Regions from separate parts of the Homo sapiens genome. Here all the other regions are linked to region 2. A link is a loop called in an ENCODE intact Hi-C map of the cell type or tissue named here. Cell type or tissue: PC-9. All regions are shown on one strand.

Evidence for each region. A loop is a pair of places that touch in the nucleus more often than their neighbours do. Peaks named below come from ENCODE experiments on the same cell type or tissue, not always from the same donor. Only the 100,000 strongest peaks of a DNase experiment are listed, where the experiment ranks them.
Region 1: a loop joins it to region 2, with 5 times the contacts of the local background. A loop is called at or near these places in 7 of 110 quality-filtered maps.
Region 3: a loop joins it to region 2, with 12 times the contacts of the local background. A loop is called at or near these places in 4 of 110 quality-filtered maps.
Region 4: a loop joins it to region 2, with 6 times the contacts of the local background. A loop is called at or near these places in 5 of 110 quality-filtered maps.
Region 5: it touches region 2 in a loop (5-fold over the local background); 5 of 110 quality-filtered maps call a loop at or near these places.

Annotation. Positions count from the first base shown.
Region 1 is chr13:106,098,538-106,103,537 of GRCh38, forward strand. No RefSeq gene overlaps it. Among named protein-coding and RNA genes, the nearest start is that of LINC00460, 280 kb to the right of the region's middle. RefSeq lists an enhancer at 1,757-2,624. In PC-9, no CTCF peak of the experiment used is centred here; DNase peaks (open chromatin) are centred at 1,924 and 2,224; H3K27ac peaks cover 2,505 bases.
Region 2 is chr13:106,527,830-106,532,829 of GRCh38, forward strand. The region is part of intron 1 of EFNB2 (ephrin B2); the gene reads right to left. Among named protein-coding and RNA genes, the nearest start is that of EFNB2, 5.3 kb to the right of the region's middle. In PC-9, no CTCF peak of the experiment used is centred here; a DNase peak (open chromatin) is centred at 2,642; H3K4me3 peaks cover 2,972 bases; H3K27ac peaks cover 3,456 bases.
Region 3 is chr13:106,346,124-106,351,123 of GRCh38, forward strand. All of the region lies in intron 1 of LOC107984626 (a long non-coding RNA gene), which reads right to left. Among named protein-coding and RNA genes, the nearest start is that of LINC00460, 28 kb to the right of the region's middle. RefSeq lists an enhancer at 2,666-3,313. In PC-9, no CTCF peak of the experiment used is centred here; DNase peaks (open chromatin) are centred at 2,088 and 3,398; H3K4me3 peaks cover 1,315 bases; H3K27ac peaks cover 3,448 bases.
Region 4 is chr13:106,374,030-106,379,029 of GRCh38, forward strand. LINC00460 (long intergenic non-protein coding RNA 460) reads left to right here and starts at 2,535. Exons shown (of 3, transcript NR_163477.1): 1 at 2,535-2,636; 2 at 2,838-3,055; 3 at 3,879-4,566. RefSeq lists enhancers at 1-396, 2,073-3,272. In PC-9, no CTCF peak of the experiment used is centred here; a DNase peak (open chromatin) is centred at 2,502; H3K27ac peaks cover 1,286 bases.
Region 5 is chr13:106,469,159-106,474,158 of GRCh38, forward strand. LOC105370346 (a long non-coding RNA gene) reads right to left here. Exons shown (of 2, transcript XR_002957491.2): 2 at 2,589-5,000. Among named protein-coding and RNA genes, the nearest start is that of EFNB2, 64 kb to the right of the region's middle. RefSeq lists enhancers at 2,615-3,814, 4,092-4,779 and a silencer at 2,983-3,277. In PC-9, no CTCF peak of the experiment used is centred here; a DNase peak (open chromatin) is centred at 3,093; H3K4me3 peaks cover 1,410 bases; H3K27ac peaks cover 3,277 bases.

The DNA.
Region 1 (5,000 bases), 430 kb before region 2:
TATGAGTCTGTTTGGCATTTTAGAAAAATTACCCTGACTCAATGTAAAAAGGGGATTGGATAAAACAGGCAAATGTGTTAGCTCACTGCTGGGTTGAACTACTCTGTTGGGGTATAGCCCTGAACTTACAGTTAGGGACATAGTTAGCTCTCCTAATTATGGTGTACTTTAGTTCTAGTGGTTCTCAAACCTGATCAGTAGAGCCAACCAGTGAGCTTTTAAAAAGGCACATTCCTGCCATCCCCCTGCCTCACCTAATTCAGAGAATCTGGAGAAATGACCACACACCGTGCTATGTCCTTGCACCATTCATAGGTGACTTACGTACTGGTGAGTATATCTTTGAGGGGACCACCAGCTCATCATTGTCCACTCTGGACCATTCCAACTTTGGAATCCAGGAGGCTGTCTCACAATGGGAGATGCCACATAGCAGCCTACAAACACATTCCTCTCACAGCCATGCCCAGCAGGAGCCCTAAGTTATCCATATTGCCTCTTACAACATCCGTAATAGGCTTATTCCAAATGTGTCTTCTGCAATAAAGTTGTTCTTGATCATTCTAATCAGACATGATTTCTCATTCCTTTGCATTCCCATAGGACTTTGCACTGTATGATAACCTTTATCATTTTGCACATTATAATCTCATTTCTTAAATCCTGAGACTTGGTTGGTTTTTGGTTTTGCCTAGGGTAATAACTTGTCAATACCTATTTAATTGACCCGCTTACAGATATAATAGGGGGAGGATGGCTTCAAAGAGAAAACATACAAACTCATTTTTTAAAAGCCTGTATCTTTGAACACAAAGATGAAAAGTAAAATAAACATTAGCTCAAGAGGAGACCAGAGGTTGTAGAATATTGTATTGTCATGCCTGGAGAAAAATAAACACTCGATTTCCAGATTTTTTCACTGGGATTCTAAAGCATCAGAATAAAGCAAATCGACTTTAGGGGAAAATAGAGGTAGAAAGATAATGGGGTTCTTGCAAGTAATCCCCTGGAGGGTACAGGCAAAAAAGAAAGGTCCTTTAAGGAAACAGAACTTCGTAACAGTTATGGGTGTAATATTTACCATATGTCCCATATGTTTTCAAATTACAAAAGTGCAACTCTTTCCCACAGCGCATTTGCAAGTGGACCTGACAACCCCAGGCCACAGAAATCAAAGACGGTAATCTACCATAAATTCTGCCACGCTAGATGGAACGAATATCTGTCAGATTTTTTAACTTAAACTTCTCTTCCTTTAAGAAGGCAGCATCTGGCTCTAAACTGCACATTTAATTTAAAAATCCTTTAATAACAGCATTAATTCTCATCGTTTTGCATTCTAGCAGTCTGTGACAAGCAAGCATGCGCTGCGTGCGTCAGGCAACCAGACTGCAAAGAGGAGAGGAGGCTGGGGAAGCCGAGGCGAGAGTTCAGGGAGGAGGCCGGGGAAGCCGAGGCGAGAGTTCAGGGGGCACTGTTTGCCTGGAGCCCTGCTCCGAGATCAAATCAGGGGCCGAGGACGTGTGATAACGAAGGAATAAAAGTTAGAATTCTTTTTGTCTAAGCAGAAGATATCTTTCAAATAGGACAATGCACTTGAAGCTTATAAAAAGCAAACTGGGCCCTTAAGAAGGAGAACTCAGCAGTGGTGACAAAGGCCAAGAATCCTGATCTTTGGACACGAAGTTAGACTTGGCTTCAATTGCAATTTCTAATGATCTTATTTTTGTGCTCTCCCTTAACCCTGGCTCAGTGCTTATCTTTTTAAATGACTTGTTCCCTTTCGTTGAAAAAGCAAAACTGGGAACCTCTCACAAAGTAAAGGCCACACACCCTCTGTCCCCACCCTAGGGCAGGGCGTGCAAGGAGGGAGGTGCCCTACTAAGAACTGAGAATTTACTAAGAGTAAATTCCTCCCTAACGCTTAGCAGCCTGACTTAGGAAAGAGGGCAGGGTGGCTGTGATCCAGAAGCTGAGGGTGTCCCCAGAGATATAAGGAAGGGGATGTGCTGCAGTGACACACCTGGCTTAGGGGGAGAAGGCAGGAAGGGCAGAAACTAGCTGGGTTGGGGGGTGGGGAGGCAGGAAGGGAAACCGAGTTTGGAAGAAAGGGCCCCTTCTAGTGAGACTGAGTAAGCACAGAAAAAAAAAAAAGCCCCTGCTTTGTGTGGCCTCCCTAGAGCCTGGGGAATTTGCAGGAGATAAAAGGCCAGACATTTCCCCCTGAAGACTGCAGGGTAGCACCTTTGTTTGTGAATGGCACACACCCTGGGGTGGGGATTCCTTTGCGGTTGCCATGACGGCCTGTCACACAAAGTTACATGTCCTGCTCTCTCCTCCCTGCCGCCCCAGCTGTCTTAAAATGGCCTGGATTTTAACTTCTGCATTCAGAATGGAGGAACTTTGCTTCTTAGGGTTTCTAACGCAAATGACCTAATTTTAAAGTCCATTTCCCTCCGCCGGCCGAGCAAATCTACATGAAGGGTACCCTGAGAATATTTTATTTTTGTATTCAGTGCCTTTTCAAATTTTCTGTTTTATGTAAAGCTGTGTTTGGGGCATTAACAATGCATAACGATAACCACTTAACAAACACTGCGAAGGGAATCTGAAGTAGGTGGCCTCTAGGGTGGGGGAAGAAAGAATAGAAAGATAATTCTCTGAGACCGAAGAAATATTTCCCTAACTATGATTTCACAGTAAAAGTTTCCTAATAAAAAAATGTTGTAAAGGAGGGTCTTTTAAAAAGTGGTCTGTGGTCTGACCCCTCTTCAAATTTACTTTTATGACTAATGTTGGGTGACCAAGCAATTATTATACTACTGAAAAATCTCATTAACTGCCTGAAAAATCAGCCAGTAAAGTGGGCCATGTCTGGTTTCTGCTCAACCTCATAAAACCTTTGAAGTCCCATAAGCGACCACATAATGACAGTAGAACTGGGGATGCCTCGACAACCTTCTTTCCTTCAGTCCCTCAGCTCGGCTCTAGAAGGCAGGCCCTGAACACCAGGGATTTTTGCCCACTCTATTCACAGTGTCCCTGGCACGTAAGAGGTGCTCAGGAAATATTTGTTAAGTAAGAGAAATTTAATTATTGTGATATCTGAGGGATTAAAGCCAAAAGTTAACCATAATAATATCCTAGATGATTTGAGGAAAATAAAACATTTATGCTGGGAACTTTTTTTAGATAAGATGTTAACTTGTATTTTCTTTCCCTGCATATTAGATCCCTTTTCTTCTCTCTGTTGAAGCCAGTAGCATGGGCTGAGCCTGTTTCCTCAAGGGCTCCATAAAGTCATATCCCAGCAAAAAGCCTAGTATGGTGTTTCTAAAATTACCTAACCTTTGTTGCAGACAAAATATCCTTGCAATAATCACGAAGAGAGAAAGATTTTCTCAAGCCAAGAAAGAGATGGTCAAGGCTGGTTGGAGGCACGCTGGTAAGAATGGAGTTCTGTGGATCTTGGAGCAATGAATATTTGTCAGAAGCAGATCTTTGGGGCTGGCAAGAGCTCAGATTGGGGATGGTTACAGTTGGAGGAACCATGAGCAGCCTAGAGAAGACCCTTATGCACCAAGTGTGGTAGGGGAGCCCCAGAGTCAGGAGCGCCTGTCCTGTGGGCACAGTGAGCTTGAGACAGCTGTCTTGGAAGAAACATTTGAACAGGGCTTCACACTTCCAAGGTCTTGACCTTCCTCAGACCCCCTGAACACAGGTCTCAGAGGAGGGAAGGGGAAAGTCAAGATACACTGAGGTCAAATGGTCCTGCAAGGGTATTAGTCTGTTCTTATACTGCTGTAAAGAATTTATCGAGACTGGGTAATTTATAAAGGAAAGAGGTTTAATTGATTCGCAGTTCAGCATGGCTGGGGAGGCCTCAGGAAACTTACAATCATGGCAGAAGGGGAAGCAAACACGTTCTTCTTCACACGGTGGCAGGAATGACAAGTGCCACGCAAAAAAGGGAAACCGTCTTATAAAACCATCAGATCTCACGAGAACACGCTCACTATCACAAGAAAAGCATGAGGTGACTGCCCCCACAATCTCATCGCCTCTCACAAGGTTCCTCCCCCAACACATGGGGATTACAATTTGGATTACAATTCAAGATGAGATTTGGGTGAGGACACAGAACCAGACCATATCAGCCAGCTATGCAGGAAGGGGTCCCAAAATACCATTTAAATTAGCTCATAGAAAATATATTGCTCTTTCTTCTGGTACAACGTGAGTTTTTGAATGGAGATTTGCACGGAGTATACATTATTTTAAAGCAATGCATTTTAGAGCAAACACAGATATACTTCGTATTCATATGAATTTATAAAAGCAAATTCATACTTCAAAGAAACATCATGCTCCCTTGGGCTGTGACTTCTGTCTCACTCAACTATCGGTTCGATGAAGCAGAAACTGTGTTTTGCCTGTAATGTCTTCCCAGGGCCTGACACATCACCTCACTCAGAGGAGGTACCAAATATTTGTTGAAATAATAAATGAATGCATGACCTCCTCTGCATGCATTCAATAGAAAATTTTCAGATATTCTCAAGATGATGCAAAATATATGTACACACCAGGCACTATACCACTGTCTATTTTTAAAAACATGGTTTTCTTAGGCAGATGTGTATCATTAGCAGGTGTAACTACGAATGATCCTATGGGTCTGATGATATGAGCAGATTAAACACCCTCTCACATTCGTTTGCATTCTCTCTTGGAGCCAGACTCTGAATAAAACAAATATTAGCTCTCTGCCTTTTATATGTTGTTTTCTTCTTTAGGTTCTTTCCAGCCATTCTGTGTCCAAATGGCTTTACAGTAGTGTATCTTCAAGATGCCTATTCTTTATACTTTTACTTTCCAACCATTCCCAATCTGAGAAACTTTTTCTCATCCAGTGCATGTCAGTACCCGGTGAGATAGATATATTTGGTACGTATCAGTAGAGGCATATTCTGTTGCTTTCTTCTCAGCACAAATCATAA
Region 2 (5,000 bases):
CAAACGGCAGGGCTTTCTTGAATGATTGCTTTAATCACTTTAACCCTGTTTCTGATAGAAAGCTGGAGGCCAGGGCAATTCAGCTTTTTCTTTTGTCATTTGCCTGCCATAAATATGCACCAGTCTGCGTTTGAAAAGCTGAAGGAGGCAGCAAGCTTGCTGGACATTTATCATGTTCTGTTCCCTGTTAACAAGCAAATACTTTAGTTGAATGGGCCATTAGCAATCACTGTCAAGTGTAGAATGCAAGGTGCTTGGATGTGAGCAGCCTGTAAATCAGGGGGTAGCCTCTCTCTGATGAAGCTAGACAAATGAAATGGATCTGTTAATACAGACTGCTGCATTAAGTTAGAAAAAGAAGGTAAAGTAACAGGCACTGGATATGGCCAGCCTATATGCAATACTTTAAAAATGTTTTGAGTCTATGAAAGCTACATAGTAATGGCTACAGTAATTCCCATAGAAACGAGAAAAACAGTCAACAAGGGCAATGTATCTACAGCCCCAAACAGATGCTCAAGTCAGTTGAGAATTTGGAACAAAATCAGTGAAATGGGTCTAAATTATAATATTGCTCATTTAATGACCATTTTTGTCAGACACAGAATCCAAGAGTCTAGAAGGGCCCTATGCTGCTCTTTAAAAAAAAAAAACAACAACAACAACAAAAAAACAGCACTGAATTCCCCTTTGTAAAACACACCAAGATGCACTCCATCAAGAAAGACACAGGGTGTTTGCAGCCTTTGGCATTTTCAATGTCTTGAGAGTTCAGACTCTTCCAAAGTGTGGAGACTTTCCTGTAATGCCAAATAGGGGGCAATCGAGCAAGTATTTCCTTCTGGCTTGACCCGATTGCGGATGTCACTCTGCATGGAACCCAATCGTGGTTTCAATGGCTTATTTTGTTTAATGGCTGAAATGGAAAGTATGGAAGGCAAAAACAAAAGTCTAGCTTACTTACAAGGTTGTTCAGGAGAGAGGGCGGGAAGACTCAACAGCACAGAGATTTTTCTGTTTTTGACTTTAAGGCTGGGCAGCACTAACATTTTTATAATCCTGTAATTTACACCACCTCTAACAGCCTGCCCCATTCAACTCAAAGTTTAAGACTCACATTTACGAGTAAAATTACATCTAGGTAGAGCCCACTGCTTTTGGCATATTGGATTACTACTCATTTGAATTAAAACTAAATTCCTCCCTCCCCTTTTAAAAATTGTATTTTATCTTTTTTTCCAGGGTGGGAAAGACAAAACTCACAGAAGAGCTCTGTGGCTGAGGGAGAGGGACAATGTGTCCTGTTTACCTTTGCTTCTCCCATGCAGCGGGAGAGGGAGCTGGGTCTGAAAAGATGGCTGAAATCAAAAGGTCTCTGTTTTCTTTTCAGATAACCCCAGCCCTACCTATCCCCTCTGGTCTCTGTTCCTTCCCAGCATGTCCCTGCCTGAAGCCCAAATAGATTAAGGCAACGACCGCGAAGTGCAGTTAATCCTACAGAACGGCTGCTGCTGTTAGGCCAGGAGTTAAAAAGGAAAATCTCCCAGGCCCTAACAACTGCAGTGATCTGAAGTTTTAATCAGCCCCAATCTCAATCTATAAAAAAGGCAGTCAATGAAATCTACCTTTGCCATATTATCCACCACCAATGAGCAAGAACTGAGCAGCTTTTCTTTACTGCCTCAGCCATCCCAGACCACAAGTAGAGCTTTCATACTTCCTAATCCCAGTTTCCAAGTCTGTGTGGTTCTCACATAATGCCCAACAGCCTGGAGGCAAGGGCCTTCGTCCCGCGCCCTTTTCAGAGACGTGTCATTTCTAACATCAAGCTAATCTATATGTTGCCATGGCTTCACCCTTTATCTGCCTTTACATCTTATGAACTGCATGGATTTACCACATTATTTTTATCTGAAAGACAGAAAATGGTGGTTTTATTGCCATACAATCAGATTACTGCTGCTAGTTTCTCTATGCCTTTTTACTATACTTCAATCAAAAGGGATCAGTTTCTTTATACTCTGCCCTTGATTTACATCACATCTGTAAAGACCTAGTCTGAGTTGTAATCCCCTTATTAACTATGACCAGGGTTGATTTGCCTAAAAATAAAAGCAAATTGTGTCAGACCCTTTCACTTTGTTTTTGATTCGGAACTACAAAATGGATTACTAAAGAAATCTTCAGAGTTCACACGGCTAGTATCGTGCTGAATTTAAAATGAGAATTAAACAAGTTAAACAGGGGAGGCATGTCAACGGTTTACATCTTCCATCATGGGAGAAGGGCTGAATTGCTTATGTCTTTGTATTCTTTGGCTTTATAGAGACAATGAAGCCACAGGAGTTTTTCCAAGCTGTTCGGAACATGTCCCATTTGCTATCCTTCCTTCTTTGCTGTTCTTATATTCCTCCCCCAGCCTCCTTCTAATTCCCCCCTTAAAAAGAAGGGGGGAGCTGTTCCCTGAAAGAGCTAATTCCTGACTAGAAGCTTATAGTTCTATGGGTTCTGCATATTTTAATCAAAATATTTTAAACAGTTGAGCACTCCTCTTTAAGGCTCTACTCCGCTACACAAAGGGTGAGCTCATAAGCAAATCTATGTAGATGTATATTAAGTGACCTGAAAAACAGGTTCTTTATGTCAGCAGCAAAGGCAGGCAGAGATTAGGCTGATAGGAGGACCAGTTTAATCACCTTCCTTAGAAGAGCACTTCTATTTGTCTAATTTGCAATTAAGTATTTTAAGAATGAAGTTCTCATAAAACGTTAAAGAAATATCTTTCCTAAAAATTTTTTTATTAGGGTCTACAATCTGTATTTCCTTTTCCCCTGCCACTCCCATTCCTATGACGCATTACTGCAGTCACGCTGGGATCTCGAATAGTTTCCCATTAGGTGAACGCACTCTAAAACGTCGCCCGAAGTTTGGTGTCATACTGAAGCTCTCGGGAGCTACCTGGAAGATTTCAGAGGAAGGAAAGACAGCAAGGATTTAGTTGCTCCAGTTGCAATGTCCATCTGAAGGCAATTATCTCACTGATCCACCAACCGAAGGATGCACCTCAGTAAGTTTACAGACAAGAGGTTTTAATATAAATCCACCAATTGTTCTTCAGCTGACTCTGTCTGGAGGAACCATTCAAACACATAGTTTTTAGCAAGCTGGTCTCCAGGCCCATGGCGAATTCACCTGTCCACACACTTTAGCTTAAGTCAGAAGCCTCTGGAAATGTTGGAGTCATCTGCATGTCTTTGCGTCGGCAGAACCAGCGTCAACAGCTTATGCTTTGTAAAAGATTTAGAACCAGGTGCTTAGCAAATCATCTTAACCTCCAGCTCCTGTTTCTGGGGCTTGAAGCTGTAACTGTTGAGGTTAAGATGTGCAGTCCCTAGACACATGATTCTCAAATAAATTCTCATCTGAAAAGAAGGCTACCAAGCATGTTGTGAGGTATCGCTTTAGCTTAGTCTTTGTGCTCTGCCTGGCTCAGTTGTCCTGCAGAACAACGACAGTCCATTACCTACAGTTTATCATCCTGACAAAATGTGAGGAATGTGGATGTGAAAGCACTAACAATTCCACCCCTGGTGCTTTGAGCTTTTTTCTCTCTATATTAAAACCGACAAGATTAACCCAAACGCAAACTGTGGAGCATAGTTCAAGGGGCTATTCAATCAGTGCTGAATGTGCATTTGTTTACCTACAAAAATAAGAATTTCAGACACAATGGAAGGCAGGCTGGCTTATATATGTTATTGAATGGACTGTTTAAACAGCACTATCCATTGTAGTTTATTTTATCAATCTCTGACAGGTCTGTATTTATTCAGAGCCTGATTGTGGTGAAGCCCATGTATTATACGTTATCTGGATATCATCCAGCCATTCTTTTGTATCAAGTCAATTAGTATCAGGAATCCAGTATTATATAGGGAAAAAATTACATGGGAAAAGCAAAATGCTATGTTAACTAACTAGTATGTGATGCACAGGGAATGGTAACCCCAGACATAAGGCATTAGTACTCGAAATTTTCAAAGTCAGTGTAATGCATTGCAGAACACCATACCAATACAGATTTGCTCACATTAAAGTAAAATTAATTTTTTTTTAAAAAAGAGCCCACTACTTTACTTAGGCCAAAATCTCCCTCTTGGAAGAAAATGTTCTACTGAAGTGTTAAGTTAAAAACGGAAGCTAGGCATTACTGTTCTCTGCTGAATTAAAAAAAAAACAAAAAAAAAACCAAAACTTTAAACAACCAAAATGGCTACAACGGACCCAACTCTACCAGAACGTATCAAAGCAATGTGAATAACCTAACAGGGCAGCTACTGTTTCAGCACGCAGGACATCTTTCCATTATTACATACAGTCAGGGACGGGAGAGCCGACAATGTGATTAAAGTAGTTACGGAGACGCTGAATTTACAAAGGGTTTTCTGGACCCTGTATCCAAACAGCTGCTGCATGCTCCCTGTGTCGACCACCTGCTAAAAAAGCTGACCTCTGAATGAAACAAATCTAATTACTGATGGCGGCTTCATTACAAATGAATTGTTCCACAGTTCATAGGAACTGATGTGAAACTTCAATGCATTTGATTACCTTCCTGCCACATCATATTTACCGATTCAAACTTTCCTCTGGAAATAAATATAAAACTTCCCCAAGGAAAGCGACCCCCTGTCATCAGGGGGTTGTATGCATTCTCAAAAACTTAGAGAGGACTCTTTCCTATGGCTCCTACAGGAAGAAATCTTTCTGATCTCTGGAGCTAGCATTCAGCTGCAAGGGAGACCTTTTCCAGGCACACATTATCCAGTCATCCAGGCAGGCCGTTATCAGGAGAATTTTAAAAGAAATGCTGCTGTGGAGGACAAGACAGCAGCAGCAACCTCAACCGCGCAAACGGCAGGCTTCCAGAAACGCAGGGCCCTCGCAGGTCTGGACATAGCTGGAAAGACAGACTCATCTTCATCATCAGAATGGGGGGG
Region 3 (5,000 bases), 180 kb before region 2:
AGAAATATCCATGATATCTGCTCCAATCAAACCACTTAAATCCACTTTGCAGTGGCATATGAAAATGAAGCCTAGCATGAACTGCAGCTCTGCACACCAGGAATGGCAACCAAGAAGCAAGCCAACAAAAATATCAAGTTGCCCAAGAATCTTAATTCTTACATCTTCTTTATAAAAGTCTTGTATTTGATTAAAAAGATTAAAATTGCAAATATTTTTTGTTTTATCTAAACTCTAGCTTTAAGAAATACTAAAAATAAGAGTAATGAAAAAACTAGTATCAAAAATATTCAGATATGGGCCAGGCACAGTGTAATCCAGTACTTTGGGAGGCTGAGGTGGGCAGATCACTTGAGGTCAGCAGTTCGAGACTAGCCTGGCCAACATGGTGAAACCCTGTCTCTGCTAAAAATACAAAAATTACCCAGGTGTGGTGGTGCATGCCTGTAGTCTCAGCTACTAGAGAGGCTTAGGCAGGAGAATCACTTGAACCTGGGAGGCGGAGTTTGCGTGAGCAGAGATCACCACTGCACTCCAGCCTGGGCGACAGAGCAAGACTCCATCTCCAGACAAACGAAAAAACAGTTCAGATCTAAATTCTGAGCTCATTTGAAAGCATAAGCTAATTATTGACTTAGGAAAGTTCATACCCAGATTTAATAAGTTGTTGTTTTATGTCTTTTGTTGAAAGGCAATTAAATCTCACATACAAGTAGTGAAAGAGTGAGCTGAAGCAAAATCAAAATTGTAAAAAATAACACAGAGTTTGATAAAAGGATGAAATAGGTCAGTTTCATTGAAACCATATTGATAGCAGATTTGGTTCAAATTTAGTTTTTTTCTTACCTAATTTTTAAAAAATGTTAATCTTCATCTTAGCAAGTCTAACATCAAATGTCTTTTGACAACTGTACAGGAGTTTGCACAATTTATTTAAAAATTCAGAAGTGGAGAATATTAACTTTATATTTAAAATGCTTAAACTTAAAAGTTGGTCAATAAATAAACAGCATAATATCAAATAAGAAATAAAAGGGTCATATTTTATTTTAATTTCAAAGTCCTTGTAGTTCCCTAGGACATGAAAAATTTTAGTCTGAATCTCAAGTATTCTTTCTAAAATTAATTATTTAAGGCTTTTCAATAATCTATAGTAGTAAAGAATCAAAGAGGAATATGGTTTTTAGTCTTTAAGAACTCTTACTCTAGAAAAAAAAATCCAGTCCCACTTCCCACAAATGCCAACACTGCAGTTGTAACAGAGCTTGTCAGGTAAAATTAATAGTGTCATTGCATTATTTTCTCATTGGAATGGGCACAAATGAGCAAAATAAGAGCCTAGAAAACAATAATAAGATAAATCTGGCACTACTGATTGATTCTGGCTTCTATTAATTTTTATGTCTCAGAGTAAGAAACAAGCGCACGTTTAGTTTCTGACAAAAATACATTTTTTATTGCTTTCTCTATTATTCATCAAATTAGAGCACCAGACTTGATATCTGTGAAAAGTTAAGCCAATCAATTTCTTGGAAATAGACAGGAGATGTTTATTTTTAAGAGCTATTTACCAAGCTAAACATTTTAAGAACTGATGATACCTTTCTTTTTGGATTATTTATTTTTGAATCATGTGAAGAATTTCAACATGTAATACTGTTAATGTCAATTAATTAAGTAATTTCAAGTAAGTCATTCTTATTTTTAAAGTTCCCTAAAGGAGTTTTATTTCCCTCTAGTAATTGTGAAATATTTGGATAAACACTTGCTGTGTGAATTTGAGTGTCTTTCTTTCACTGCCTTAACACTATATCAAGTAATTAGTCCACAGGACTAATTACAAGCATACAGATACTGTTGTTATTAAACTTGTTCACACAGATTAAAATAAGAATGGATCTTAGCGTTGTACAGTGCACAACTTACCCAAGGGTATATGGCAGACCTGTTTAGTGGTATAGGTAGTCATTTTACGATTATTTTTTTAAGCAAAATCATTATGCTATGACTAAGTCCCTTTTTGCCAGATCCATACTTTAGATAGGTTACCTATATTGTTACTGCCACAAAAGAGACCATAGGGCTCATAGCAACAGAGGCAGAATAAACGCCTCAGTGAGATTCCAAGAGCATTAGTCATTTGACAGCTTCTTCTTGTTCACAAAAAAGCAAGGGCAAGCTCAATCTTTCTGATGAACTGAAGGACAGGCGCAGACAAAAGGCTGATACTAGAGTCTGATATTTAAGAACAAATGACAACTCTTAAAATGTGCTCTAGCTCTGAAATGCACAAGAAAATATGAAAGTCATTTTCAAAGCCCATTCCTTGATGTTTCTTTTAAAAAAGAAACATCATCTCTGGAGCTTTTGATTAAAGAAGGGTGTAATCACTCTTTTTAATTCACTCTGATTTCACCTCAAAAGGGACGCTCAAGTTCTCTTTATCCCAGTTTGGCTCTTACTTCAAACCAAAGATTTTTTTAAAAAGTTATCACAGTTTGAAGGCTCTTCCCAAATGCTTGGAACTTCGGGGATATTTACACATACTAAACTATACTTTTTAAAAAAGAAATTGATGGTCCTTATCTGCCAGAGACTAAGTCAGAAGCATTTTAGTTTAAATACTGTAGCATAGATCATGGGACATAACCCAGGCATGGAATATATATACTTCAAAACTATCCCTGCTGTTTCTCTGCATTCGCTAATATCTCTACGGCAAACATGCCATGCTTTCTAAAATAATAAGGAAAATTGCCTTTATTTTTTTTTAAAAGAATATGTCATATATTGTGCTTGAAGATTAAAATCTGAGAATCAGCACCATTTCAGGTCCAAAGATGAGAGATCCTGCTTCCTACGGTGTAACTACAAGAAGAAGAAGAAAAAAAAATACCTCAGAAACCATTGTGTTAATTGATAAGTGCACGGCTCAATAAAAGAATGGGAAAGGGTTGAGAAGCAGGGGCAGCCAGGGCAGTTAACACTCAAAAGCTGGTGAGCCTGTCCAACTAATCTGCCTCGTTTGTTTTCACAGCTTTGCCCGGAACATTTGCAGGGATGGCCCGACACTCCCCGCAGAGCCTGAGAGCGAGTGGCGAGCCAAGATACCAGCGGCACAATGTTTCACCTGCGCTGCCAGATACTCAGACAGAGAAAACACACGACAGTTTGTCAAAACAGCCATCAGCGCGGCGCGCTCGTTTTTTCCCGCAGCCCCCGGTCCTGGCTGCCAATGTACACGGCCAGGTTTATCTAAGGGCTGGAGAGCTCCTCTCTTAAATTCCCGGCGAGGTGGGGATGATGTGGCACAGGAAGGGACCGGGAGCGCTCCCCGGGGAGCCCAGGCGCTACCTGGAAAGGGTTTGCTAGACCCATTAACCCAGGTTCCCACAGCCTTCAGTCTTAGTCAGCACCTGCACGGTGAAATGACTCAGACACAAGGAAACCATCAGGATCAAGAGGGGCTCTGAGCTTCACGGGGAAGCTGGGCTTTTTAACCCCCTTTCCCCCACCATTGCCTGACTCATATGATTTAAAAAAAAAAAAATACAGCGTGCAATAAAACCTGAGGCAGAATCGGTCTGCCTTTGTCTTCCCTTTGTTATCGTGCAAAGCAAGCATCAGGGTTGCCTTTGTTGGCTTTCCAATTCGTTGCCAGCAGAAGCCCATGTGATAAGAACTTTTTGATTAAGCTCTAAATCTTTGGCACATATCTGCAATGCCTAATTATGAAAGATCTAATAATATGTTCCTTGTGTTTCTCTGACAACCACATGCATCTCCATTCAGCATCCCTGACGCTATTGGAAGTAGAGAAAGATACTGACACTACAAATGATTGCACAGAGAGGAGGGGGCATTCCTTAAACCTACACAGAACGGAGGCTGATGTCTTCATTAGACACATACCTAGCAGAAGACAAAACAGATTATACACAAAAACAGTTCGTTTAAAGTCAATTTTTGTCAGGAAAAAAAAATTGTGTTGCTTGGCAATTAAAACAAGTAGAATAAGATACTTTTTAATTAACATCTTCAAGTGGTAGAGGATGTTCAAATGTTGCTACTGTAGAACTTTCTGCCTCATCCTCTGTCTTTTTTAGATTATATATTTCTAAAAATACATTAGGTGACAGTTTAACAGGCAGGAGAAAGTATATTGGTTTTCTATACATATGGAAATGAGCTCTCTCAGGCAATAACTGGAACAATTGTGGCAAAATCTGTATCAAAGGCAGTGGAAGCTGGGCAACGCTCCCTTCCTATGATCGGTGTGTGAGCCCTGACTTAATGAGCTCCTACTAGAGGTGCTACCTTGAACAAACAGTGCTTGGTCACCTCCATGCCCCACCCTACAGGCTGCCTGAAAAGTACATAAAGGGAGGCTTCTTAGAAGTGAGATTTACCAACTACATTTGACATTTGATCAAAACGTATGCATTTGCCTCCCTGAAACAGAAGTGAAAAATACCAAAACGCTGTCACCGTACCAGGGGGTTTCAGTCTCAGCCTTCTGGGAAAACAATCAGGCAATTCTGTTCCCTGACATGCTTTAAAATATACTTTTTAGAAAATAATCATGGATTCTTACACAGAATCAATAGGGTGCCCATGAAACCATTTTAGTCACACTCTCTGATTCACAAGACTGAAAAATGGGATCAATTATGGCAAGTAAATGGGTGGAGAGGGGGTTCTCTCGCCATTGAGCTGAGACCTCCCTGGCAGCTTCTCACCTGGGAAACTCAGAGCCATCTTCACTTACATCCCAAAAGATATGCAATACGCATTATTTCTGAATTTTTAGAACAAAAGATTAAACAATAGATAGAGGAAGTCATCAGGCTCCATTTTCCAAATGTCAAAGTCATTCTGCAACTGCTTTTCCTAGCTCACCACAAACCTCATGGTTGTATCTCTTTGTCTTTTGGACTCGGATTCTTCAAGCACTCGAATCCTATGATCCTGTTGTTTCCCCTTTTCTGGCCTTTCACTGA
Region 4 (5,000 bases), 150 kb before region 2:
ATGACAGCCAAACACAGAGCCTACCCACTAACCACTGTCCCCATGTGCCCTAGGCAGAGGGGCTTCCCAGGACAAAGGGACTTCCAGGGCTAACACAGGAAAGTCCCAGGCAAACCGGGGCTGTTAGTCACCCTTTGAGGGTGTTCTCTGGGCCACGGCTCCTTATGTCTGCTCACCTGTAGGCCCTGCCCCAGGAGGCTGCTTTAGGAAGCCCTGGGCCGTCAGGGTCTGATCTGCTTTTCTTTGAAAGTCCTTAACCTCTCCCTGTGTAAGTGAAGAGTGGTTTGAATGGTTATAGTTGCTTTGCGTACATCTTAAATAAGAAAAGTCCATTCATGTGGTCTAGAAAGGAAGCAATAATTCTCTTTTCTGGCTGGATTTTGGTTTCTGGTTTTTTTTTTTTTTCATTGGAGACAGAGTCTCACTGTGTTCCCCAGGCTGGAGTGCAATGATGCAATCATAGCTTACTGCAGCTTCTACCTCTGGAGCTCAAGCAATCCTCCAGCCTCAGCTGACCAAGTAGCTGGGATTTCAGGCACATGTCACCACAGCAAGCTAATTTTTACATTTTTGTAAAGACAGGGTCTCACTCTTCTGCCCAGGCTGCTCTTGAACTCATGGGCTCAAGTGATTCTGCCATGTCAGCCTCCCAAGTGCTGGGATTACAGGCTTGAGGCACCATGCCTGGCCTAGGAATAGGTCTTAATCAGTGCTTCTCATTTGGCCACGTCTGGAGACCCCTCTGGTTGTCACTGTGGGAGAAGCGGTGCTCATGACATCTCCCGGGTAGAGCCAGGGTGCCGCTGTGCCTCGCACAGTGCCCGGGGCAGCCCGCACGGCACAGCATTACCTGGCCCAGAATGTCCATTGCACTGAGGTTGAGAGACCCTGGTCTATGTTAATCCTGGGACAGGATCAGCAACAAGCTAAGGAGGAGTCGGCTGAGAGGCTCATTCGGGGACCAGAGGTCTCCCTAAGGGCCCCTCAGCTGACACACTTCCCCAGCACCTCTTTGTGGCAGGGCAGGCCAGCTTTCCCAAAATGAGCTATGCGGGTGAGGCTTCTCCTTGGACTTTCCTCCTTCTTCTCCATTCTTCTTCCTTTCCAGCAGGCCGGACCCCAGCGCTCGCCTCTCCATGCCAGGACGCTATGTGCCTCGGTGAGTCCCTGTGCGCGCATAGCAGAGGCGCTCTCCCTTTCCACGGGGTACTGCTTTCCCTGGGAGACGCGAAGAGGAGAGGAGGGCCCGAGTTCAAGCAGGGAGGGAATTCAGAGAGCAGTCATTCACCAAGTCCCCTCCAGCCCCAGCCCTGTGAGCCAGTCCTGCGGGTCCTGCCTTTCGCTAAGAGATTCCCGATTCCGCTCCCTCCGGACGCAGGGAGGTTGAGCAGGGGACACGCAGCCTTCGCCCTTCCCAGTTTTCTCTGTGTGGCCTCTGTCTCTCTCTCTCTGTCTTCAGGAACCAACAAAAGGCAAATGAATTCATTAGGGAGACCAACACCCGCCATGTGCCTTTCTTTTTTTTTTTGAGATGGAGTCTCGCTCTTTCACCCAGCCTGGAGAGCAGTGGCGCGATCTCGGCTCACTGCAAGCTCCGCCTCCCGGGTTCACGCCATTCTCCTGCCTCGGCCTCCCGAGCAGCTGGGACTACAGGCGCCCGCTACCACACCTGACTAATTTTTTGTATTTTTAGTAGAGACAGGGTTTCACCGTGTTGGCCAGGATGGTCTCGATCTCCTGACCTCGTGATCCGCCCGCCTCGGCTTCCCAAAGTGCTGGGATTCCAAGCGTGAGCCACCGCGCCCAGCCATATTTGCCTTTCCTTTTTTGCTTTTTCAGATGGGGTCTCACTCTGTCAATCAGGCTGGAGTGCGGTGGCCCGATCTCAGCTCAGTGCAACCTCTGCCTCCCAGGTTCAAGCGATTCTCCTGTCTCAGTCTCCTGAGTAGCTGGAATAACAGGCATGAGCCACCAAACCCGGCTAATTTTTGTAGAGAGGGGTTTAGCCATGTTAGCCAGGCTGGTCTCGAACTCCTGGCCTCAAGTGATCCACCCACCTCCGTCTCCCAAAGTGCTGGGATTACAAATATGAGCCCCTGTGCCCGGCTGCATTTGCTTTTCTTTAAGGCCGTTATTTAGGACTCAAGAGAGGGACGTCAGGAGAAAAGGTGAGGGAATTGCGGGCGAGAGTGGAGAAGAGGGTAGGCAAGGTTTGGAGAAGTTGCTTTGTTCAACAGTCACCAGCCTAAGCAGCACATCAGTGCTTTCAAGTTAAAGGTAGGAAATGGAAGATAATGTATCCTGTTGAATCTATAGGGATAATTCAGAGATAATTAAAAATATAATGACCCAAATTGGGACTGAGGAAACACGTTGGCATTAACCTCCTTGCCCGGAGAGAAGGTGCCGGGAGAGCTCGCGGTAGGTTTGCCACTTATTTAAGACTCCATCTCCACTTGTTCCTAACCCACTGAGAAATCGGCTCATTATTGACTCAGAGGGATGAACGCCAGATCCTGACTCACCGGTAACCACTTCCTGCAGAAATCCTCCAGCCCTGTTAGAAATGCCTCAGCCAGGGGGACTCATCTCCTCAAACCTGGGGGACCGAGACCTATGAGAGGTCACAGCATGAGGTGACGGAAGTGCCATGTGCACAGGGTTGATTTGGTGGCTCTAATTCTTATAACATAAAAGCTTGCTTCTTAGCATAGTTCTTGCAGTGTTAATTTTAGAGACACATAACGGAGAGGAGTAGGGAAATAAAGACCTGTCTGGTCCTTCCCCACTTCCCTAATCCATCTGTCTCCCTTGCTATGTCTCTAAACCTTCTCCAGCCAGGACATCGGAGGTACCCAGACATTGTTATGAAACTCCGCATGTGCCCCTGGTGGACGCTGCTGGACCCAGCATGCACACTTCTCGGCTAAGAGTCACCCTGGATGAACCACCATTGCCAGCGGGGAGCATGTTGCAGCTTTCCCACGCAGTGGATGAGAACGAAGGTTACGACCATTGTGTGGGAGGCGTCTGTGTAGCAATTGCTGGAATCACTGTGAGTAGTCCGTGTCACATGTGTCTCCCCTGATCTCTCAACGTCTCTTCTTCCCTCTCCACTCCCACTGTCTAACTTTATTCCTCTTTTTTTTTCTACCCCTTTCCGGAGACAGTGTGGCATTGTAGAAAGACTGAGCGTGGGAAAGAAGACGCATTCTGAAGTCACCCCGATTTATGTTAAATTATCACCTTGACTACTGCTATAGAACGAATGTTTATGTCCCCCACCCAAATTCGTATGCTAAGACCTAATAGCCAATAAGATAGTATTAATAGATGGGGCCTTTGGGAGGTGAGTGGCTCATGAGGGCAGAGTCCTCAAAACCAGATAAGTGCCCGAATAAAAGGGGCCCCAGAGAGATCCCTTGCACCGTCTACCATGTGAAGTGTAGAACACAGCGAGAAGGCCACCTATGAGCCAGAACGTGGGCCCTCACCAGAACCCAGTTGTGCTGGCACCCTGATCCTGGACTTCCAGCCTCCAAAATGACGACAAAGAAGTTTGTTTTTCCTGAGCCATCCACTTCAAAGTATTCTGTCATAGCTCCCCAAATAGACTAAGACATCTACTTAACCTTGGTCAAACGTTTAACCTTGGAGTCCACGCCTCTGAAATGGTGACAATAACACTGTGTATTTCCTACTTTATGATCAGGATTAATAAATGTAATTTATTAATCAGAAATTAGTAATTTCTGATTATTAATTCTATGGTGCTTGATACTTGATTGAGGCTTATTTAATATTTGGATCTCTTTTAATTTTTTTCTTTTTTGCTCTTTCTTTCTGCTTTTCCTCTTCCCCTTTTCCTATTGAAATAGAATGCAGAGGATAAAGCAAGCAAACAAAAAAACTTCCAGAAGAATCACAGAGTTTTAGACCTAGAAAAAAACTGAAAAATCATCCATTCCACTCTCCTCATTTTACAGATGAGGGCATCGAGCCTCAGAGAAATGAAACTTGCCCAAGACCACACAGCAAGTGAGTGGGGGACTCATGACCCAAGACACTTTTTCCAGGCTTCCTTCTACCACATCATGCTGCAGAAAACACAGCAGATGGGAAGAGACGAGGCATGTGGTTGCCATTTCTGTATTACATCCAATTCATATTTCATTTAGAAAATGTATTTCTAGAACTTGTTAAAAAACCTGAATGATTTTGATTGAAGTTTTTCAAAACTAGGATTACTATGCTTCTAATGGAGATCAAGTTCAAATTTTTAACATATTTTGCCTTATTTTGCCACTCCCCTCAAAATATCCATAGTATTGAATGCCCAGGTTTCCTGTTTGGAAAAGCCCGAGGATCTGTGCACACTCTGGGCTACTCTTGCCCAGCTCCTGACTGAGGCACTGGACCTGGCCCGATGCTGCTCTCTGCTGCTGCCCAGCTCTTCTGCTCCACCGGCAACACTGTACCCAGTTAATCATTAGGGCCCTTGTCTCTGTACAATTGCTCTGTACAACTCGATAAAATAATCCATGCTAACAAAAGTCTAGAATGGAAGGTGCCTGCTATGGTTTGAATGTTTGTCCCCTCCCAAATTCATGATGAAATTTAAGCCGTATTAGAAAGTGGGACTTTTGAGAGGTGATAAGGCCATGCAGGGCCCCCCTCATGGGTGGGATTGGTGCTGGTATAAAAGGGTGAGCTTAGCCCCCTGCCTCTCTCACCTCCTCACCTTCTGCCATGTGATGATGCAGCAAGAAGGCTCTCGCCAGATGTCGGCACCTTACTATTGGCCTTCCCAACTTTCGGGACTATGAGCCAATACATTTCTGCTTATTGTAAATTACCTAGTTTCAGCTATTCTGTCATAGCAGCACACAACAGACTAAGACGCTCTTCAACTCACTCCTCACAATCCTGTGTTGTTCTAGGAAAAACTGTGTAATTTAACATTGCCTCTTTAGAGACAACGTCCCTCCTCTATCTCTCAG
Region 5 (5,000 bases), 59 kb before region 2:
ACAGTTCAGCCCTTGCTTGGCACCAGCCATGGTGAGGGCAGGGCCACAACATGAGATTCCTTTGCTGTCGAGAAATCACCTTGATAGCAACTGCTACTGTTCATAACAGCATGGAAGCCGGCCCTGGCGTTGCGCACACAGAGCTGGTGAAAGCCTCCATTACCTCTCCCAGTGACTCCTGCAGACACACGGCACCCGGGGAGAGGGGAGGTGACGGGCTAATAATTGGGAGTGATAAGGAGCTGCTAGGGGGCAGGGCGAGGGCTTGTCCTGTGTCGACTCTGACAGCGATCAAAGCCAGGCCTTGGTTCCTCAGCTCTCCATTTTGCTAACAGTCTGAAGAATACAAAGCGAAAAGCAAAAGATGCCAAGAGCAGTGTTGCTTTTGAAGGTGAAGGCGCACTCTCCAGCCTGTTTCTCTTGGTAAGTGAAGACAGGAGCAGCAGAGTCTATGAACAAACAGGGATTTCTCTTCTGTTTTGGAAACCCTGAGCACGCCAAAAATAAATTTCGGTTTGTTGGTTGGTTTGACATCTAGTTTTGTTTTGATCACTTGAAGGGAAGAGCGGGGAGATCATAGCTGGGCCTTGGGAGAAACAGGGAAATTCCAAGGAGAAGGTTCCAGGGGGAAGAGGAAGTTCAATTTTGAAAAGTGTCTTTTATACCAGGCCTCCAGAATTACTAGGTGCTTTATTCGGGTCTAAATAAAATCTTATTGACTACAATAGCAGCAATAAAAAGAAACAGAAAATCCCCATGCTGTGTTACCCCCGTTAACACTACTTGTTTTTAGATGATTTAATCTCATAAGCATGAGAAAGCAAAAGCGCTGAAATGCAGGGGGCACCTATTTGGTTTATTCCTTACTCCGCTTTTTTGTTTTGTTTTGTTTTGTTTTTTGTTTGTTGTTTGTTTTGTTTTTTTGAGTCAAGATCTCACTCTCGCCCAGGCTGGAGTGCAGTAGCGCAATCTCGGCTCACTGCAACTTCCGCTTCCCAGGTTCGAGCAATTCTCTTACCTCGGCCTCCCAAATAGCTGGGACGACAGGCGCGTGCCACAATGCCTGGCTAAGTTTTGTGTTTTTAGTAGAGATAGGGTTTCACCATGTTGGCCAGGCTGGTCTCAAACTCCTGACCTCAGGTGATCCTCCCACCTTGGCCACCCAGAGAGTGGGGATGGTTTATTCCCTACACTTCATGCCCAACTTTTTCTTATTTGAAGAAACTCTGAAGCACTTTTTGCTTTGAATATATTAAAGCGAAAAAGAAAAGAAATAATTAGTGCATTATCCTTACCAGCATCCTGTTTCCTAATTCTAGAGAAAATATTTTTACTGAAAAATAAAACTTCTCTTCCAGTGATGCCAGTGCTGGCTGCAGTGTCTCCTCCATTTCGCCTTGTGCTCTGACCCCAAATGATTCACCTCTCCTGGGATTCACAGCCAAGCCAGCCCCGACAGGGTCTCCGATATTTAGTGAGGATCCTTTCCTGCTCTCTGTTCCTTCTTGACCTGTATCTCCTGTTTCCTAAGGCCTGTGCTCACCCTAACTGATGCCCCTGCTAGGGACAGTAAGGGAGAGTGTGGTTAGGTCCATTTGTGGAAACGCCCACACGAGTGTTTTAAGCAGATTAGGATCCCATTGGATTCCTCTTGCTCATTGAAGCCTGTGTATGTTGCATCTAAATAACACAAAATACAACAGCTGAGACATATTGAGTACTCAGCATGTGCCAAGCACCTCGGAGCATGGTCTCATGTGTGCCTCACGACAGCTCTGTGAGCGGTGCTCTTACCACTGAAGAGAAAACTGAGGCTCATGGAAGTAAAGGAACTTAGCTCTGGTCACAGAGGGGGCAGAGGGAAGAGCTAGGATGACAGCAGTCGGCCTGACTCCAAAGCCCCTTCTCTGAGCCAAAACAGTGCATCCAAGCCATTTTTAATATCACAGCTCTTTTTTTTTTTTTTTTTTTAGGTGGAGTCTTGCTCTGTCACCCAGGCTGGAGTGCAATGGTGCAGTGGCATGATCTCGGCTCACTGCAAACTCCGTCTCCCAGGTTCAAGCAATTCTCCTGCCTCAGCCTCCTGAGTAGCCAGGATTACAGGCGCCCACCACCACGCCCAGCTAATTTCTGTATTTTTAGTAGAGATGGAGTTTCACCAGGTTGACCAGGCTGGTCTTGAACTCCTGACCTCAAGTGATCCACCTTGGCCTCCCAAAGTGCTGGGATTACAGGCATGAGCCACCAGTCCCAGCCAGTATCACAGCTCTTAATTTGAAAAATGGAATGTTTGACTCCCGTAAGTCCATCAGCAACATCAATGAATGCTGCTTTCTAGTGGAACTCCCCCTGTAATCATCACACTATTCCACAAGACACAGGGAACTACGTTGTTCTTTCTATAAAGGTATAACATGAAATGCCCCTTGGTCACCAACAGAAAATGCGAGTGTCCCCACAACACCTTGCAGTTTTGGCAAATGCCTTAAAATGTCATTGCCGTTAGTACAATGTACTTCTGAATTATACTAGATCTTGTTACTTAAAGAGTTAATCAAGAGGCACACGTAGTACTAGATCACAATTACTTCAATATTTTGATAACTGTATTTCAAGATATTTGGTTTCCTTTGATAGCTGTTTCAATATAACTGGTTTCCTTGGTGCCCGATGTATTTATGTTATGGGTTTAAAAATATTATTCTTAGAAGGGGCCCACGGGCTTCATCAGACTGCTAAAGAGCTTCTTGGCACAAAGGTTGATTAAGAACTTCTTCTACACTGCCTCTGTTGCATGCAAAAATCATGCCTCCTCAACCATGAAGTGATTTTCTTTAAAATGGACATGTCACTTCTCCTTCACGGGGGAGAGTTGGTTTCACAGATGAGGCATACCCTTAATGCTGGGAGGGTGTGGCCGGCAGGATCTGCAGGGCCCAGCCGACTTTCTAATCGGTCTGGTTTCACCTAAGAGGGCAGCCCCACCCGGTCTCTGAGTCAGCTGTGCACAAAGCAGTCGGAACTGACAAGGTAAAGAACGCCTGACTCCTCTTTACAAACCCCAGGCTCCATTTAAACTGCAGATTCCGCGGGCATTTCTTCTTATCTAACTCCGCCCTGTGGGTTCCCAGGCGCTGACTCCCTCATCCTGCAGTTTCAATCCCTGCCTTGACTCATCCTCCTGGGCCTGCCTCTCCCCTCCAGAGTGCCTGTTCCTGCCTGCTCGGTGACTGAGCTGATCTCTCTAGGAATGACCTGTGTGCTGATCAAGCCGACACGTCTCTTTGCTTCCCGACGTCCTGATATGGCAGCAAAGGGTGGTAGAATGAAGTCATTCCTGCAAAAGAAGCTGTGAGAGGAAATACAGATGCAGTGGCTGAATATGAAAGTGCTTATGTTCCCAAAGGAAGAAAATGCTAAATCTCAATTAGAGGTTGGAAGAAATAATGACGCAGTCTTTTTACTTTTGTTCTTGCTTTTGTGTGTAGTTTTGCTTCTTTTTTTTTTTTTAATCTGTCTGGGTTTGCAAATCTCTGAATAATATCCACAAAGCCATCAGGGGTTCCAGGTTCCAAACCCTGCCATGTGTGATGGTAAAGGTGGCTCACATTTCCCAGGTCCTCCTAAGCTGTGGGTAGAACAGGCTCCTGTTTACACTCATGACTGGAATTTCCCTAGCCCGTCTACCTCCCTTTTAAGCACCTTTAAATTCCCCTTAATCAGTGTAAAAGTTCTCTAGGAAGGTCTTACGTGTGTTCAACAAATTCCTCTTGACTACAAGGAGGTGGTCACCATTTTCCTCCTCTGCTGCTCCAGCTAACTGGGTGTTATCCAGCTTCCGGTCCGTAAGGAGTGACCCAGTGTCCTCTGAAGTCCCCACCCTAGTGACATGCCTACCAAGGGCCATGGCACTGTGGCTGTGGCCTGAAGTCAGCCCCCAGCATGGAAAGCTGGGCTGAGCCGTGCTTTTTGAAGGGAGCTGGTGGGACACAGGCCCGGCTTGTGGCAGCACGCTGAAATGTTTTCTGAATTGAAGTCGTGTGCTCTCACCGCACAGCAGAGATGGCAGTGAGACTGCTCTTCAATGTGTACATTTCCTCCATTTCAGTACCTTGCTCAGGCCTCTGACGGCAGCATGTGAGGGCTGAGGGCCAGGCCAGAGCTGAGGGCGGAGTGGCCAGCAGTGTGTGTGCCCTCGTGCATCAGGTGTCCCTGCTGACCCTGGCATTTGGCATTGAGTCAGGCTGATAAGCCTTGTCTCTGTCTGGTTTTCCGACAATCCTTTCCCAGGAAACCTCTTGGGCAAGTTTGCATTCACAGCCTCAGGCACTGGGACACAGGTTTGGGGTGGGCTAACCCACCTGGTCCTCCAGCAGCCCTAGGCAGTCGTGAATCCTGCGGGGCTGCAGTTGAAGCGCAGGCCCAGACCCCGTCTCCCCATCAGGGCTGAGAGAAGCTGCGCCGTCCTGGAGTGAGTTTCCCACGCCCGCTGCTAGAAGTCCAGTTCAACAGAACAGAGCCGGCCAGAGCCTTTGGGAAGGTCTTCACGGCAGAAATGGAAATTGTAGTTTCTATAAATGTTTGCCAATATTCTTTTTATTGGCATATTGTACCCATAATAAATTATTTGGAACTGTTGTCAGTTGTAACTCAGTAATTATTATTAAGACAAACCCTATGGGGGCTGCTAATTTGCTCTTATGCATTGGCATTGCAATTTTTTTTCTTTTTTTTTTTTTTTTTTTGTTTTGAGACGGAGTCTCGGTCTTTTCTTCCAGGCTGGAGTGCAGTGGCATGATCTCGGCTCACTGCAACCTCCACCTCCCGGGGGCAAGCAATTCTCCTGCCTCAGCCTCCGGAGTAGCTGGGATTACAGGCACCTGCCACTGCACCTGGCTAATTTTTGTATTTTTAGTAGAGATGGGGTTTTACCATGTTGGCCAGACTGATCTCCAACTCGTGACCTCGGGAGATCTGCCTGCCTCGGCCTCCCAAAGTGC